2 separate regions of the Homo sapiens genome follow, and region 1 is linked to region 2. Evidence: read pairs that join two places in POLR2A ChIA-PET (ENCODE). Cell type or tissue: CD4-positive, alpha-beta T cell. All regions are shown on one strand. Links, peaks and the distances in the headings refer to the core of each region. The heading gives the core; the rest is flanking DNA.

Region 1 (9,472 bases), core at 704-8,703, 50 kb before region 2:
AATGGCGGAGGGGAGAGGGAATGGAAGGAACAGCTTAAGGGGTTTATCGTAGAGTGATGGAAATGCTTTAGAGCTAGGTAGAGGTAGTGGTTGCCTAACACGGTGAATGTATTGAATGCCACTGAATTGTTTATTTTAAAATGGTTAGGGCCGGGTGCGGTGGCTCACGCCTGTAATCCCAGCACTTTGGGAGGCCAAGGCGGGCAGATCACTTGAGGTCAGGAGTTCCAGACCAGCCTGGCCAGTATGGCGAAACCCCATCTCTACTAAAAATACAAAAACTTAGCTGGGTGTAGTGGCGCACGACTATAATCCCAGCTACTTGGGAGGCTGAGGCAGGGAATTGCTTGAACCCAGGAGGCAGAGGTTGCAGTGAGCTGACATCATGCCACTGCACTCCAGCCTGGGTAACAGAGCAAGACTCTGTCTCAAAAATAAATAAATAAATAAATAAATAAATAAATAAATAAATAAAATAAAATGGTTCGGCTGGGCCACGTGTGGTGGCTCATGCCTATAATCCCAGCAATTTGGGAGGCCGAAGGGGTGGATCACCTGAGGTCAGGAGTTCAAGACCCGCCCCGCCAACACAGTGAAACCCTGTCTCTACTAAAAATACAAATATTAGACTCCCTGTAGCCTCAGTTACTTAGGAGGCTGAGGCAGGAGAATTGCTTGAACCCAGGAGGTGGAGGTTGCAGTGAGCTGACATCAAGCCAATGCACTCCAGCCTGGGCAACAGAGCAAGACTCCATCTTAAAAATTAATAAAAATAAAATAAAATAAAATGGTTAGGCCAGCACGGTGGCTCACACCTGTAATCCCAGCAATTTGGGAGGCTGAGGTGGGTGGATCACCTGAGGTCAGAAGTTCGAGACCAGCCCAGTCAACATGGTGAAACCCCATCTCTACTAAAATTACAATAAATCAGCCAGGCATGGTGATGTGCACCTGTGATCCCAGCTACTCCAGAGGCTGAGGCATGAGAATCACTTGAACCCAGGAGGCAGAGGCTACAGTGAACCAGGACTGCGCCACCACCCTCTAGCCTGGGCGACAGAGTAAGACCTCTGTCTCAAAACAATAAATAAATAAATAAAATGGTTAATTTTAAGTTATGTGAATTTCACCTCGGTAAATTATTTTATTTATTTATTTATTTATTTACTTATTTATTTATTGAGATGGAGTCTTGCTCTGTCGCCAGGCTGGAGTGCTGTGGCGTGATCTCGGCTCACTGCAACCTCCAACTCCCTGATTCAAGCGATTCTCCTGCCTCAGCCTCCTGAGTAGCTGGGATTACAGGCACATACCACCACACCCAGCTAATTTTGTTTGAATTTTTAGTAGAGATGGGGTTTCACCATGTTGGCCAGGCTGGTCTCGATCTCCTGACCTCATGATCCGACCACCTCGGCCTCCTAAAGTGCTGAGATTACAGGCGTGAGCCACTGCGCCCAGCCAATAAATTATTTTTAAAAATATTATCTTAGGTCAGGAGGAGTGGCTCACACCTGTAATCCCAGCACTTTGGGAGGCCAAGGCAGGTGGATCACCTGAGGTCAGGAGTTCATGACCAGCCTGGACAACATGGCAAAATCCTGTCTGTACTAAAAATATAAAAAATAGGGCCAGGCACAGTGGCTCACGCCTGTAATCCCAGCATTTTGGGAGGCTGAGGCAGGCGGAACACCTGAGGTCGGGAGTTCAAGACCAGCCTGACCCACATGAAGAAACCCCATCTCTACTAAAAATACAAAATTAGCAGGGCGTAGTGGCACATGCCTGCAATTCCAGCTCCTTGGGAGGCTGAGGTAGGAGAATGGCTTGAACCCAGGAGGCAAAAGTTGCAGTGAGCCAAGATCACGCCATTGCACTCCAGCCTGGGCAACAAGAGTGAAACTCAGTCTAAAAAAAAAAAAAAAAAAAAATATATATATATATATATATATATATGTATAAAAATTAGCTGGGTGTGGTGGTGTATGCTTGTAGTCCCAGCTACCCAGGAGGCTGAGGCATGAGAATCGCTTGAACCCGGGAGGCAGAGGTTGCAGCGAGCCGAGATCGTGCCACCGCACTACAGCCTGGGGGATAGAACAAGACTCTGTCTCCAAAAAATAAAAATAAGAAATATAATAAAATTTTATCTTGGTCTATTAAGGCTGCTGTAACAAAATACCGTAGACTGGGTAATTTGTAAATAATAGAAATTTAAGGCTGGGCACGGTGGCTCATGCCTGTAATCCCAACACTTTGGGAGGCTGAGGCGGGTGGATCACCTGAGGTCAGGAGTTTGAGACCAGCCTGGCCAACATGACAAAACCCTGTCCCTACTAAAAATACAAAATTAGCTGGGTATGGTGGTGCATGCCTGTAATTCCAGCTACTCGGGAGGCTGAGGCAGGAGAATCACCTAAGCCTGGGAGGCAGAGGTTGCTGTCAGCCGAGATTGTACCGCTGAACTCCAGCCTGGATGACAGAGCAAGACTACGTCTCAATACATACATACATAAAAATAAATAGAAATTGATTTCTCACAGTTCTGGAGGTTGGGAAGTCCAAGATCAAGGCACCAGCAGGTTTGGTGTCTGGTGATGGCTTGCTCTCTGCTTCATCAATGGCACCTCTTTGCTACATCCTCACATGGTGGAAATGTAGAAGGGCAAAGAGGACTAACAGACTCCCTCAAACCCTTCTATAAGGCTAATCCCTCATGGATGGGATTAGTCATGACCCAATCACCTCGTAAAGGCCCTGCCTCTTACTACTATTGCATTGGAGATTTTCAATATGAATTTTGGAGGGACACAAACATTCAAACCATATCAAATGAATATCCAAGTACCTTATTTTCCTTGGAGTGGTTGTAAATGGTACTGCATTTTGTTGTTGTTGTTTTTGTTTGTTCGTTTTTGTTTTGAGACAGGGTCTTGCTCTGTTGCCCAGGCTGGAGTGCAGTGGCACAATCTTAGCCCACTGCAGCCTCGACTTCCTGGGCTCAAGCTCTCCTCTCACCTCAGGCTTCTGAGTAGCTGGAACTACAGGCACACGCCACCATGCCAGTGAATTTTTGTATTTTTTGTAGAGACAGGGTTTCGTCATGTTGCCCAGGCTAGTGTTGAACTCCTGACCTCAAGTGTTTCACCTGCTTAGGCCTCCCAAAGTGCTTGGATTATAGATGTAAGCCACCGTGACCAGTGGTTCTGTGGACCAGTGGTTCTGTGTTTGAAAGTATGGGTTTTTTTTTTCTTTTTTTTTTTTTTTTTGAGACGGAGTTTCACTCTTTCGCCCAGGCTGGAGTGCAGTGGCATGAGCTCGACTAGTGCAACCTCCTCCTTCCGGTTTCAAGCGATTCTCCTGCCTCAGCCTCCAGAGTAGCTGGGATTGCAGGTGCCCGCCACCAAGCCTGGCTAATTTTTGTAATTTTTTTCTGTTTCCAAGACCATCTCTATTACTTCTGGGGACATATTTTTTATGTTTATTTATCTTTGTCTTTCATGAATAGTTTTTCCTCAAATATGTGGAGTCCCTTGGTTGACTAATCATATCTAACAATGAAGAGACAGGGAGGCTGAATGAGCTGGCTCTGCACACATTAAGCTAGTTGAATGGGTTTAATTGGCAAGGAGATGGGGAGGGAGCCAAATGCCATAAAGAGAAGGGCTTTACTCGGCACATACCTCTTTTCTAGCTGGCATATTGCCACCATGAAGGCCGAATCTTCCTGAGTGAAGCTCTGGAAACACTGTGTCTGAATCCCACACTTTTCATTACATGAGCCAGTACATCTCCATTTAAGCTAATTTGAGTCAAGTTCTCTTTTACTTAAAACCAAAAGCATTTTAACCTGCTTTAAATTTCCTTCACTTAACCTGAAATACATCTCTTTCCATATCAGATAGTGTCCAACAATTCCTTATGGCTAATGGTCCATGGAGAGTAAAAACAAAGCCAGATCTTTTGTTTTGTTTTTTCAAAAAAAAAAAACAAAAAAACAAAAAAACAGAGTTTTGCTCTGTCGCCCAGGCTGGAGTGCAGTAGTGCAATCTTGGCTCACTGCAACCTCCGCTGCCTGGGTTCAAGTGATTCTTCTGCCTTCTGAGTAGCTGGGATTATAGGCATGCACCACCACTGCTGGCTATTTTTATATTTTTAGTAGAGACGAGGTTTGGCCATGTTGGCCAGGCTGGTCTCGAACTCCTGACCTCAAGTGATCCGCCCGCCTTGGTCTCCCAAAGTGTTGGGATTACAGGCGTGAGCCATCGCACCTGGCCAGGATAGTTATTTTGAATTGTTTGCTAATCATTAATAGTCACTGTTTTAGGGCGGTGGAATTATGGGTGAAAAATTTCTACTCTCACTTTTCTGAAAAAGTGATAAAATGTTTTTGGAACTTTAAAAAACAAACGTGCTATATCATCTTTATATAAGTCCACTAAGCAGAGATTTTTTTAAAGCACCTGCAGTATGTAAGGCCCTATGGAGGAAGCAAAGTTGAATAAACCTCTGTTCCTAAAGAGGAGGAAAACACAGAAGGAATACACATGAAGGAGGGAGGGCCTGGTTGATTGTGAACTGAGTTGCGTATGGTCTTCTTTGCTTGACCCCAGCTAATGTAAAGATAAATCTCTGTATGATATTTAGATGTCATTAAAGTTGGATCTGTAAACGTGCTGAGCTTGAGAACAATTTCCATCCACTTATGTTAAGGTAAAATGTGAGCCTGCCAGTAAGTCATGTAGCTGCACACTCCCACCGCACGGTGGCGGCATACCTAAATGGAAGGAGCAGCTCCTAGTGTAAAGTCTCTGCAGGACTGAAGCTAGGGAAAAGAAGCAACAGTGATATCACCATAGGAAACAAACACCTTTACAAGTGTGGCAGTGGTTCAAGATGGCTGTCAGCAGAGTCCTCGAAGCACTTTCTTATTCTTATCCCACCACCTCAGTTGTCCCTACACAACTGTCTCCTCACAGTTCCCCTTTAAGAATACTTTATTATAATTATTTTATTTCATTTGTTGTCTTACTTGCCACCCCTACCGTTCTCGCTGTCAGAGACCACCGCAGGCTTTCTGACCTTTGGGACTTTAGTTTCATTTCCAGACTGTTCTTCCTTTTTCCTCCCCTTACCTATGAGAATTAGTTTCCCAGTTCAAATGCAAATTCCTTAGCCATCCTGCTGAAAATTGTTTTCCTCCACTCCTAAGCTCTTATGATGATAAACTTATTGTCATGAATACTAATTTGTAATTATATCTAGTAGCTTCCTGACATTGGTTTAATTACTGATCTGTGCTGTTTATTCATTCATTCCACAAGCATTGTGTCAGTAAAGTGCCAGGGAGCTGGGAACACAGAATGAACAAGATAAAATCCTAGACTTTGAGGTGCTCACCCTCTAGTGACAGATGACAGACAGTTATAAAATGATGTGATAAGGGCTGTAATAGAGGCATGAATAAGGAGTATTGAGCAGGGAGTGGTGAAAATGGGGAGGCTGGGCTGTCTATCTGGGAAAGTCCAGGTTTACACATGGGAGGTGATGATAAAGATGAGTCATGAAGGTCTCATCACAAGTTTTGGAGTTTGCCAGATAGAAGGAGGTGGGAATGTCATATCAGGCCACAAAAATAACAATTCATGAAAATACCACTAGTTCTTCAAACTGGAGTTCAGTAAGTTCAGGGCAAACCAGGTGTAGGATAGCTTCAGGCTTCCTCAGCTTGCCAACTAGATCTGATAGAGGTAGTTGGTTTTATTTGTGGTAATAAACTTGCCAAACTCTCTGGCTTGTCTGTGGCTGAGTTTTATTTGGTAGACACTGTGTCGAAATTTTGAATTAGTTGAACAGGAACTTTCACATAATTAAATCAAGTTTTCCAGTTTCTATCAGAAAATCAAAAGTTTTTTGACATCAAGCCCACCATCTCCATGGCAACAATTAGCTGGAGCCACTTTAGAAGGAGTCTGGCTGTCCCAGTTTGCTGTAGACCTTACCTCTCCCGGGCACTTATACCTACCTGGCCAGACACATTTAGTTGTGATATTTGCCTGACCTCTGTAGACAGCTGAATGTGACCTCTGTTTTGAGACATCTGGGGGCCCCAGTTACAGGAGTAAGCCAGGATTCTTTTTTTTTTCTTATTATACTTTAAGTTGTAGGGTGCATGTGCACAATGTGCAGGTTTGTTACATATGTATACAAGTGCCATGTTGGTGTGCTGCACCCATTAACTTGTCATTTACATTAAGTATATCTCCTAATGCTTTCCCTCCTCCCTCCCCCCATAAGTCAGGATTCTTAAGAAATCTGGTGCAGATCCCCTTTGTGGAGGTGATAATGAAGGGGAAGAAGGAAGGGGGAGCAGGAGTTGACCCAGCTGCTGAGGTTGGTTGTGTAGAGCGCCACCCAGAGGGGGATGGGTCAGAGCACAAAAAGAGAAACAGGCAGTAGTCCCTGTGGCTGGGGCCTACAGGAGGAACAGAGTGATGCATGAAGATGCCCAGGACCTATTCCTTGGACATTAATCCTGACCTGTGGGGGTAAGAGTGATAGGTCCACCCCTGACTGTCCTGGGAGCTGGGGCAAGAGTTCAAATGGAGATCCAGAGCCCATAGCCTGCTCCCTTTCTCTTCATATCCTCACCTCTGTCCCATAGAATAAAGTACACATGTGTGTGGACACCCGAGGCCATAAATCCAAGTTCTGTCCACAGCTTCCCTAGTTGCTGGCAAATAGCTGGCCCTTGGTCAATCGTTGAACCTGGGGGTATGTGCACTGCTACGTGGCCCACTCTCAGAAAGATAGACACAAGAACCAGGCCTGACCAGACTCTTAAACAAGTCTCAGAGCTGTTTTGGCAGGAAATTTTGGGGTCTAGGTACCCCAAATGTGTTCTAGAAGCTAGGTGTGGACTCTAGATGGGCACATCCCCTTGGGCTGGTAGACTCCTCATCCCCTATGGAGGGGCATAGTCAGAAGAGAGCCAGAGTCCTAGAGCCTTATAAATTCGAGGGCAAGGGCTGAAATATTGTCAGGAACAGGGATGCACTTGGGTTACTATGGGTAATGGGGTCTGCATTAGTGTGCTAGGCCTACTGTAACAGAGTACCACAAATGGGTGGCTTCAAACAACAGATACTTATTCTCTCACAGTTCTGGAGGCTAGACGTCCAAAATTAAGGTGTTGTCAGGATTCATTCTTTCTGAGGGCTCTGAGGGAGAATCTATTCCACACCTCTCTCCTGGCTTCTGGCGACAGCTGGCAACGGTTGGCTTGCAGATACATCACTCTAATCTCTGCCTCCATCTTCATGTGGCATTCTCTGTTTCTCTGTGTCTGCACATGGCCATTTTCTTAAAAGGATACAAGTCATATTACATTAGGGGCTCCCCCTATTCCAGAATGACCTCATTTTAACTAATTATACCTGCAACAACCCTACTTGCAAATAAGGCCATATTCTGAAGTAGTGGGAGTGAAGACTTCAACATATCCTTACTGGGGGGCACAGTTCAGCCCACAAGAGAGTCTATCATCAAGTCCCAGGCACCGACAAGGGAAGTAGGACTCACAAGTGTGCAGAAACCACCTTGCAGCCAGGCCTCCTACAGCTTGGGAACAAGGTGGATGATCCCCCAGGACAGCTTGGTTCTCCTTGACTCTTTCTTTCTTTCTTTTTTTTAAACGTGTTCTTACTCTGTCACCCAGGCTGGAGTGCAGTGGCATGATCTCAGTTCACTACAATCTCCACCTCAAGCGATCCTCCCCCCTCAGCCTCCTGAGTAGCTGGGAGCACAGGTGCATGCAACCACACCTGGCTAATTTTTTGTCTTTTTGTTAGAGACAGGGTTTCACCATGTTGCCCAGGCTGGCTCATTGACTTGTACTAATAGATTTACTGATCATCTAATAGCACGGCGCCCCAGTCCCTCCTCTTCAGCTTCAGTCACTCCTGCTGCTTTCCCAAGCAACTGCCTTCACTCTGTGTATCTCTTTCTCGACCTGATGACTTCAGCTGAATCTGGCCCTGTGGCCCCTGTAGCTGCTCTTTCATTGTTTTTCATCTTTTGCTCCCACTATCAGTTGCCCCTAACTTCCAGTTCAAACTGCTGAGAGATGGTCTGGTCCAGAAAATTGCTGTGGTCCCTGTTGGCATAGCTTTCTCACCAGTTTGCCTCAGGGGAAAATGGATAATCTGCATATTGTCTGCCCTAGGAATAGGTGCCTGCCCACTCAGGTCCAAGTAGCTGTGTCCCTGGTATCCATGGCCAGTTATCTCAGAGGAAGCAGCCTAGGTGGTTTATTAGCAGGTGGCTAAGGGCAGGACAGTTGCCCATTGCTCCCCCCAAGACAAGGTTTCCCAACCTTGGCATTACTGACATTTTGGGCTGAATAACTCATTGTTGTGGGGTACAGACCTGTCCGTTCTAGACTGTTTAGCAGCATCCCTGGCCACCACCTAACAGATGCCAGAAAAACCCTTTTCCCTTCCTGCAGAATTGTGACAATCAAAAATGTTTATAGACTTTGCTAAATATTCCCTAGGGGAAAAATCACCCTTGGTTGAGAACCACTGTTCTAAGGGTATGGGAGATACCAGAATTAGCCCATCCATGTGGGTGTAGTAGGTAGTCAGGACTGTGAATGTGAAGGCTACTGATTATATATCTACCCTCTCAGGGCTGACTCAGAGACTGAGAGAAGTAGCTTCTGCTAAGGGCAAGGGTCAGATAGAGCATTGATGGGTTCATAGATGAATGGCTGTGCTCATTCAAAATGGGGAAATCAAGACAGAGTAGTGTGTGTGTGTGTGTGTGTGTGTGTGTTGCAGCTGCATGGACTTGAGTGAGCATATTTATTGGTTTACTCTTTGTGTATGTATACATTTTTGAGAATGTGCAATTCCCTGTGTGGGCAAAGGTATCTGTGTGAGGGCATATATATATGTGTGTATCCAAGGTTGGACTGTAAATAGTCCATGCTGCCCCTCCTATGTTATCAGGATAGATTAGTGTCATATATGACACACCTCATTGGCATTCTCAGATTCTTACCCTTAGACAAGGTAAGAATCAGTTCCACTGAAGGTGAAATGGAAAACAACTTCTGCTGCAGTGTTTTTTGTTGTTGTTGTTGTTATTGTTGTTGTTGCTGTATAAACCTGTCTGTCTGTAAGCATATGTAATAGATAATGCTCCCAGTGGTCTCCAGTGACATTATCCTTGAGCATCAGAATCCAGGACTAAGCTCAGGGTCCAAGAGACACACAGCCAAGCCTATTCTGAACTTGTCTCTGTTTTCTAGTCTTAGCCTTTTGACCAAGTGGTTATATAGCAGATTGCTTAACTTTTAATTTCTTTAGTTTTCCTTTCTGTAAAATGCAGATATTAATACCCTTCTTAGAAGACTATTTTAAGAACAACTTACGTTATCATAAGGAATTTAAAGAATAGTGTTACAGAA
Region 2 (9,472 bases), core at 755-8,754:
GAAAGTAAGTGAGCAAGCAAGCAAGCAAGCAAGCAAACAGGCAAGAAAGAAAGATAGATAGAAAGATAGAAGGAAAAGGACGGTCATGGTGGCTCAAGCCTGTAATCCCAGCACTTTGGGACACGAGGCGGCCGGATCACTTGAGGTCAGGAGTTCGAGACCAGTCTGGCCAACATGGGGAAACCCTATTTCTACTAAATATAGAAAGTTAGCTGGGCATGGTGGGATTACAGGGCGCACGCCTGTAATCCCAGCTACTCAGGAAGCTGAAGCAGGAGAATGGCTTGAATTCGAGAGATGGAGGTTGCAGTGAGCCAAGATTGCGCCACTGCACTCCAGCCTGGGTGACAGAGTGAGACTCCATCACACACACACACACACACACACACACACACAAAAGAGACATACTCTTTCTAGCTTCAACTTGGATCTACTGCTACTGCCAGCATTCCCGAGTTAATCTTGGATCATTGACTGCTTTTGGGCTCTTTTGGCAACCCTAAACAAAAAAAGCAAGCAAGCAAACAAAAAACCCCAAAAAAATAAAATAAAAAAGTAAACAAATTTGTTGTCAAGAATTCAAGCAGTACCCAGATAATGTATGAAGGGAAAGCCATCCTCTCTGCCCATTTCAGTAATAACCCCTCCATAGGCCATCTGTGTTGCCAGTCTTTGCTGTAATCCTGTATGTCAGTTACAGAACTTCATGTGTATACGTATACACAATGAGTCATAAAACCCACAACCACCTGGATCTGCTCTGTTTCAGACTTGCTTGTTTCAAAATCTACTCAGTGCATTTGCATTTTTCTTGCATCTTCTTCCTCATATGTAGCTCAGCAGCCTGTGACAGCTTCCAACAACTAGAGTTTGAATTCTCATAGAGACATAGTGAAAATTTCTGAAAGCCAGCCAGGCAGCTGTGCAATTGTCCTTAAGTATTTTGTAGCTTTTACACCATTAACGAAACTGAAAGTGCAGGGTAGAGTGCTCAGTGCCAGCCAAAATATAAGATACCCTAGTGATTTTACTGGGTGCTGATCTTTTAGCCTCTGTCTTGGCCCTTCAGAGTGTAGTTTGGCTCTTAAAGTGAGGCCACCTAGGTTGGAATTCTCACATTACCAATTTCAGTGTGACTGTGGCAAGTGGTAAGTGGCTTAACCTGTCTTTGCTTCACTTTCCTTATGTGCAAAATAGAGATAGAGTCACGCTGACCTTATAGCACTTTTTTTTTTTTTTGACAGAGTCTCACTCTGTTGCCCAGGCTGGAATGCAGTGGCTTGATCTCAGCTCACTACAACCTGCATCTCCTGGGCTTAAGTGATTCTCGTGCCTCAGCTTCCTGAGTAGCTGGGGCTATAGGCATGCACTACCATGCCTGGCTAATTTTTGTATATTTTTAGTAGAGATGGGGGTTTCACCATGTTGGCCAGGCTGGTCTCGAACTCCTGACCTCAGCTAATCTGCCTGCTTCGGCCTCCCAAAATGTTGGGTTTACAGGCGTGAGCCACTGTGCCTGGCCGAGGCTTCTTATAAGAATGAAAAGACACAATGATGTAAAGCACATAGTAGGTACTTAGCAGATATTAGCTATGAAGAATATTGTCATTATGGTAAATTATTACCACTTTTATTTAATAATTTCATCTTATAAATAAATCATCAGTTGGTCAGTTTTTTCTTTTTTTTAAAGACCCAACAACGGAGCCATCTGTATTCTATTGTAGAGATATAAAGCATTCTTCCGTGTAATGAGAATGTAACTCTCAATGAATCCTATTAGGAAGAAAAAAGCCTTCTGTATGGTTGGCATTCCTTCTTTCACCTTTGATGTGATTGTATCAATAAAAAGCAGAAACATAGGTGGGTGAATACATTTGTTGTTGCTCACATAACATTAAGAGCTGACTTGGTTTCTAGAGAACTATGAAAAATAATATTGAAATGAAGAGTTTTTTTTTTGTATTTGTAAATACAATGGAAATACCTTGTGTTTGAATTCTTCAGTTAAACCCTTAAAGAGTCTGTTTGATAACATTTATGGTCTGATTAGTAAGAGGGTACATCGTAGAGTGATTGGAAATTCAGAAAATCAAGGAAGAAAATTAAAATTCTGTCAAATCCCAAAGGCGTGGCTTTTAACATTTTGGCATATTTTCAATACATTTTATGTATTTAAAACAATTTGGGATTATATGCCTTTTCAACCTTATAGGCCTATATTTTTCATTTACTAACTTGCTCTGTCATTAAATGTTCTTTTACAATATGCCTTTTCAACCGTATAGGCCTGTATTTTTCATTTACTAACTTGCTCTGTCATTAAATGTTCTTTTACAACACGATTTTTTTTTTTCCAGATGGAGTTAGCGCTTGTCACCCAGGCTGGAGTGCAGTGGCGTGATCTTGGCTCACTGCAACCTCTGCCTTCCGGGTTCAAGCAATTCTCCTGCCTCAGTCTCCCAAGAAGCTGCGATTACAGGTGCTCACCACTATGCCTGGCTAATTTCTGCAGTTTTAGTAAAGACGGGGTTTCACCATGTTGGCCGGGCTGGTCTCGAACTCCTGGCCTCAGGTGATCCGCCCGCCTCAGCTGATCAGCCTCCTAAAGTGCTGGGATTACAGGCATGAGCCAGCGCACTGGGTCTTTTGCAACATGATTTTATTTTATTTTATTTTATTTTTTGGAGATAGAGTCTCACTCTGTCACCCAGGCTGGAGTGTAGTGGTGTGATCTTGGCTCACTGCAACCTCTCCCTCCTGGGTTCAAGCGATTCTCCTGCCTCAGCCTCCCGAGTAGCTGGGATTACAGGTGCGTGCCACCGCACCTGTCTGATTTTTGTATTTTTAGAAGACATGGCGTTTCATCATGTTGGCCAGGCTGGACTCGAACTCCTGACCTCAGGTGGTCTGCCCGCCTCAGCCTCCCAAAGTGCTGGGATTACAGGTGTGAGCCACTGTGCCCAGCCACAACATGATTTTAAAAATAACTGTGTGTTGTTCTAACATACGGATCTTCTATAACTGATTTAAACCCATTATATATTATGGAACATTTAGAGTTATTTCCAAGTTTTCGAGGTGGTGAACATCCATGAGGCTAAACCTATTTATGATGTATTCTATTTCCTCTGTAAGCAGTGTCCCCAACATTTCGTGTCATTCTTTTAATTATTTTCCAATGATATTTTGTTGTTCAATTTTTGATTTACTTATGCACTAGTGAGGGTGATCCTATTTACCCACTTTTCATATATTTAGTAGCAATTACTTGGTGTTTCTTTGTGAATTGTTTCTTAGGACCCTTATACATTTTGGTGAGAATGTTGGTCTTTTCTTGCAGTGGAAAGCTATTTATAACGGAGGGATATGAACTCTTTGTCAGTTATTGCAACAATTTTCTTGTTTCAGTTGTTTGACCATGGCCAGCTTAAAGAATATTTATTGGACAAATGGCCGACAATATTTGAAAGAAAAGCATACTTTATTCCCTAGTACATAGCTCTTTACATTTTTTCATGTTCTTCTTAGTCATCTCTGTGTAAATAGTAGTCATATAATTTAGAGATTACTACATGAAAAGCATAGGTAGAGTTCAGTATTCTGACTTAAGAGTCATGTGTCTCATTCTGTTAAAGCTCTGCTTAAGAAGTGGAGTACAGTTCAAAAACCCCATTCCCAAGAAGTCAAATTGTTTAAAATAAATCACCACTTATGTGTGCTTGGGTCTGTTTCCCCCTCTGACCCCTTACTTGGATTTAAAATGATAAAATTAATAATTACTGTCTCTCCAAGAATTGTGTTGGTCATCAAGACACCTAAGAAATTTTATGACCCCATAGGTACATGTCATCTGTGAACACCTGAAACTGTCCACATATTTAAGACCTACCCTACCCTACCAATTTGCCTTTCCCTCTGCCATCTTGAGAGGAAGCAATACTAAAGGACCTCTTCTCTGACCCCCACCTTTTCCCTGTCTCCTTGGCAGCTGCTTCTTAAGATCTTCCTGGGTGCTCTCCTCTCCTGCCTTTGTTCAGCACACTTACCAAGGCCCCCCATGTGGTCAGGGCTGCCAGGCAGTTCTCTCCAACCACCCAGGCCACACTGGAGAAAATCAGTAATGTGCGTCTTCTCTGGGTCTGGCATTCAATTGTTACACCACAGATATTTAAGTACCCCTTATGTTCAAGGCCATACGGCTACAAAACTTAACAAAATAGGGGTTTGACCTGAAAGAGGCAAATACCCTTGGGGGACACAGACAAGTAGGCAGGCAATGGCTGTCTCAGGGACAAATATTTCAAGGCTTATTTTATAGTGTTTTAAGAAAGGAGGGGGACAGGAGAGACAGTGGTTGTGTCTCTGTGTCCTAGCCACTTGCATACTGAGGCCTTCACCTGCCCTCCCTGTTCCATCTGCTAAGAGAGTGGAAGTACTATCAGCTGAGTTTTTACCAATACGTGATGTGGTACAGTGGTCAAGAGCAGAAACTAGAAATTGGTCAGATCTGGGGTCAGAAATGGGAAATGCCATCAGCAGATTTTTAGGCAAGTGACTTGAACCTCTGAGCCTCAGTTTCCTCATCTGAACAGTGGGGACAATGCCTTCCTGTGGGCTGTGATGATGGGTAAATGAGATTAATAATAATGCCAGTTACAGGGATAGCACTCACTACCTGCCAGGTTTATGTTGTCTCATGCATGGAAGCAGCCTCCTCCAGATCATTAATGCTGAATAAATGGAATTGGTCTGGCCACCCTTGAGAACAGAAAAGAACTGACAAAGAAATAGTCTTGTCAGACACTCTGCCTGGTTTCCTGGTGGTGAGAGGTGTTGCCAAGATGTGCCCTTTGAAGGTGGGTGGGGCCATAGTGAGCGAACTCCTTCTCCAGATTTCAGCAATGCAGACCGGAAGGTGAACATGCCCTGCACGGGTCTGGCAGCAAGCGTCTCCCCCGTCTCCTCACAGGATGGACCTGACAGCTTACGCTGAGCTGCTGAAAGAATCCGGCAACCAGGTTCTTAAGAATGGGAACTTCTCTTTGGCCATCAGAAAGTACGATGAAGCCATCCAGATTCTCCTGCAGTTATACCAGTGGGGGTAAGTGTTTGCATTTTCACCTCATCTTTTCTTTTTCAGTACATGGGACTCTGTTCCTTATGATTTCTTTTCATTTCTTATCATTCCACCCTGTTTCTGTTTTCTTTATTGCTCACTTCCTATTTATCTTCTCTGCATTGTCAGCTTAGAAGTGAACAGGGATTGTGTAAGAAGGGAAATAGAAAGTGAAACATAGAGGACTGTTGATAAACATAACAAAACTTCCCGTTCTGGCTGGCTAGGGGTCAGATTTAATGGGATGGCTGAAGTCTTCGAACAAACCTCTTCGTTGTCATTCATTTCATCTTCTTTATTATCTATGCCATTTACTCCGTGGCCACAGCGCACACCCCGCCGGGCACTAAGGTTCACTTTCTCTTTCCTTGCCCCTTCAGCTTCTTACAGACCTGTTCTCAAACATTGTAGTATCACAACATGCTTAAACATTGCTGAGGACCCTAAAGAGCTTCTTCTGTTTATGTAGGCTGTAGCTGTCAATACAGTATGGTAGAACTTAAAACTGATAAAAAAATAAAATATGTATTTATTTAAAAATATTGGCCGGGTGCGGTGGCTCATGCCTGTAATCCCAGCACTTTGGGAGGCCGAGGTGGGCAGATCACGAGGTCAGGAGATCGAGACCATCCTGGCTAACAGGGTGAAACCCCATCTCTATTAAAAATACAACAGATTAGCCGGGTGTGGTGGTGGGCACCTGTAGTCCCAGCTACTCCGGAGGGTGAGGCAGGAGAATAGCGTGAACCCGGGAGGTGGAGCTTGCAGTGAGCCGAGATTACGCCACTGCACTCCATCCTGGGCGACAGAGCCAGACTCCGTCTCAAAAAAAAAAAAAAAAAAAAAAATCAATAAATTTGCTGGGTAGAGTGGCTCAAACCTGTAATCCCAGCACTTTGGGAGGCCGAGGCGGTCAGATCACCTGACTTCAGGAGTTCAAGACCAGCCTGGCCAACATGGTGAAACCCCATCTCTACTAAAAATACAAAATTAGCTGGGCGTAGTGGCGCACGCCTGTAATCCCAGCTACTTGGGAGGCTGAGGCAGGAGAATCGCTTGATCGTGGGAGGCAGATGTTACAGCGAGCCGAGATCGTGCCATTGAACTCTGGCCTCGGTGACAAGAGTGAAACTCTGTCTCAAAAATAAATAAATAAATATATCAGTAAATCTATTACATGTTGTATTTTTAAAGTATATTTTCCAAAACAAAAACTTGTACATTTTTGTAAATCTCCTTCTTAATGTCTTGTCTCCACAGAAGACAGCTGGCTTCTTACATCTGTATTCAGTCTGTTGCAATATCACATGTCATATGGCTTCTGGAAAACTCCCTGTGTGAGTGTGAGGGAATGAGTATGAACAAGGCACATTATGTCTTAATTATTGTATTAGTTTCCTGTTGCTGCTGTAGCAAGTTACCACCAATTTAGGGCTTAAAGCAATACAAATTTTTTCTCTTGCAATTCTGAAGATCAGAAGTTCTAAATGAGTCTAATGGGGCTAAAATCAAGGTGTTAGCAGGGCTGGTTCTTTGTGGAGGCTCTGAGGGGGAGAAGGCACTTCCTTGCCTTTCTCAGCTTTGAGTGGCGGTGTGTATTCTTTGGCTTGTGGCTCCTTCCTTTATCTTCAAAGCTTATCATTCCAATCTCTGCTTCTGTCATCACCTTGCCTTCTCCTCAGCTGTGCTTCTGTCTCCCTCTGTCTCTCTCGATCATAGGGACCCTTGTGATTTTATCATAATTCAGGATAATCTCCTATTCCTAAAATCCTTAAATTGATCACATCTGCTACATCATTTGTTAATCACAAAAGTTTGTCTTTTTCCATAAAAAGAACAGTATTTGGGGGCCATTATTCAGCTTACCACAACTGTGAAAGTATTTTCACCTTGTGGATCACCTGCAGTGGCCTTGAGGGTCCCCAGAAGTTCCCAGATCATCCTTTTGGAACAGCTGCAGTAGAGCGAGCAGATGTTGGCATCTGTAGGGTGCACACAACCTAAACTTGTGCTAGGAAATGGCACCAAATTAAATTACTGAAACACGGCTCCACCTCCCCCTCCCATCTCCTTGATGTCTACACTCTAGTTGAGGTTGAGTTGAGTGTAATTAGCTTGTGTCTGTAGTTTCTGCAGTTCTGCCTTGTCCTGGTACATATCAGAATTGTGTCAGAGCTGGGTCTAGAGATCCTCGATCAAGGCAAACATTCAGCTTTCTTAGAAAGAGGTAGTATTGTGTAGTGTTTATGGTTGTAGACTGACCCCACACTATGTGTGTTCAAAGCTCAGCTCCACCACTTACTGTGTGACCCCTACTGGGACTTCTGCCTGGACCCTCATGTTGCCTTTTGTGGGACCTTCCTGACACTGTTCCCCTTGCCCATCACCTGCTGCTGGCCTTCCTGCCACAGCTAGCTAACACTGAGACTCAGGTGCATGTGATTTACAGCGTACTTGCAGGAGAAAGGGGACTGAGGGAGGCAGGATGGCACAAGGAAGGCTCTAAGCAGGGATGGTGTCTAAACCAAGCAAGATTTGCCTGATCCCATAGGCAGCTCTGGAGCATGAATCATACTGCAGAGCTGGTTCCATCTTGAGGCAAGGAGGTTAACCTTTTGATTCTCATATCAGTCAGTCACTGGTTTTAGGCTGTCTGGCTCCCGGCAGTCATCCTAGGGAGTGGGCTATATTAGTCTGCTTGCGCTACCATAACAAAATAGCACAGACTGGGTGGCTTAAACAACAGAAATTTATTTTTCAAAGTTCTACAGGCTGGGAAGTCCAAGATCAAGCTGCCCCCTGTGAGGGCTGTCTTCCTGGCTTGTAGATGGTTGCCTTCTCACTGTGTTACGTGCAAAGAGGAGAGAGCAAGCTCTCCAGCGTCTCTTCTTATTCCATTGTGAGGACTCCACCCTCATGACCTCAGCTAAACATAATTACCTCCCAATGGTTCCATGTTCAAATATTGTCACATTGAGGGGTAGGGCTTCAACCCAGGGATTTTTTTTTTTTTTTTTGAGACAGAGTCTTGCTCTGTCTCCCAGGCTAGAGTGCAACGGCACGATCTCGGCTCACTGCAAGCTCCGCCGCCTCCCGGGTTCACGCCATTCTCCTGCCTCAGCCTCCCGAGTAGCTGGGACTACAGGCACCTGCCACCACGCCCGGCTAATTTTTTGTATTTTTAGTAGAGATGGGGTTTCACCGTGTTAGCCGGGATGGTCTCGATCTCCTGACCTCGTGATCCGCCCGCTCGGCCTCCTAAAGTGCTGGGATTACAGGCATGAGCCACTGTGCCCGGCCTACCCAGGGATTTTTTTTTTTTTGGCAGTTGGGGATGGGGGAAGTTCAGTCCCTAGTATGGGTGTAACTTCCTGGGGAGAGGGTAGCTCTCATTAGGCTGAGGATAAATCTCTGGAGAACAGGGTGCTGAGAACCTCTAGCTGCAGCCAACAGACATTGCAGCTGGGAATGGCTGCACTGGCCAGAGTGTCTGGGATGGACACCATGGCATCTCTTACACTTGCGGTCACTGCTCCCTTGCTGATCCCTCACTGCCTGACCCCACTGCCTCCTGTGTGCTTCTGGGGCCTCATCCCTTCACCTAGAGGGAATGTTGGGCCATGAAAGAAGCCAGACACAAAACATCGAGGGTGGGGACAGTAATGGAGGTGATTTTTCCTTTGTTTATTAATATTTTTGTGCTTGTCTGCATTATCTACAGTGATTTTTGTATTATTCTACAGTGATTTGTATTATTTTTACGATTAAGATTTTTTTTTTTCTTTTTTTGAGACGGAGTCTTGCTGTGTTGCCAGGCTGGAGTGCAGTGGTGCGATCTTGGCTCACTGAAATCTCCTCCTCCTGGGTTCAAACGATTCTCCTGCCTCAGCCTGCCATGTAGCTGGGACTACAGGTGCACCCCACCACACCCAGATAATTTTTTTGTATTTTAGTAGAGATGGGGTTTCACCATGTTGGCCAGGATGGTCTCGAACTCCTCGCCTCGGCCTCGGCCTCCCGAAGTGCTGCGATTACAGGCATGAGCCACTGCGCCTGGCCTATTTAATATCTTAATTATGTAATCCCAGCACTTTGGGAAGCTGAGGCAGGCGGATCACGAGGTCAGGAATTCGAGACCATCCTGGCCAACATGGTGAAACCCCATCTCTACTAGAAATACAAAAATTAGCCGGGTGTGGTGGTGTGCACCTGTAATCCCAGCTACTCGGGAGGCTGAGGCAGAAGTGCTTGAACCCAGGAGGTGGAGGTTGCAGTGAGCTGAGATTGCACCACTGCATTCCAGCTTGGGCGACAGAGTGAGACTCTGTCTCAAAGATATTAAATAAAAAAGAA

What was found. ChIA-PET counts read pairs that join two places held together with the same protein. Peaks named below come from ENCODE experiments on the same cell type or tissue, not always from the same donor. Only the 100,000 strongest peaks of a DNase experiment are listed, where the experiment ranks them.
Region 1: POLR2A ChIA-PET joins it to region 2 with 24 read pairs; 17 of 35 experiments call an interaction of 5 or more read pairs at or near these places.

The regions. Positions count from the first base shown.
Region 1 is chr3:36,954,190-36,963,661 of GRCh38, reverse strand. No RefSeq gene overlaps it. Among named protein-coding and RNA genes, the nearest start is that of TRANK1, 14 kb to the right of the region's middle. RefSeq lists a cis regulatory region at 8,566-8,775. In CD4-positive, alpha-beta T cell, for the core only: CTCF peaks have their summits at 4,565 and 4,767; DNase peaks (open chromatin) are centred at 4,781 and 5,541.
Region 2 is chr3:36,903,955-36,913,426 of GRCh38, reverse strand. TRANK1 (tetratricopeptide repeat and ankyrin repeat containing 1) reads left to right here. Exons shown (of 24, transcript NM_001329998.2): 2 at 4,973-5,104. Among named protein-coding and RNA genes, the nearest start is that of TRANK1, 36 kb to the left of the region's middle. RefSeq lists enhancers at 851-900, 4,984-5,133, 5,144-5,463, 5,484-5,533 and a silencer at 2,646-2,814. In CD4-positive, alpha-beta T cell, for the core only: no CTCF peak of the experiment used is centred there; DNase peaks (open chromatin) are centred at 4,876, 5,346 and 6,716; H3K4me3 peaks cover 4,087 bases; H3K27ac peaks cover 4,841 bases.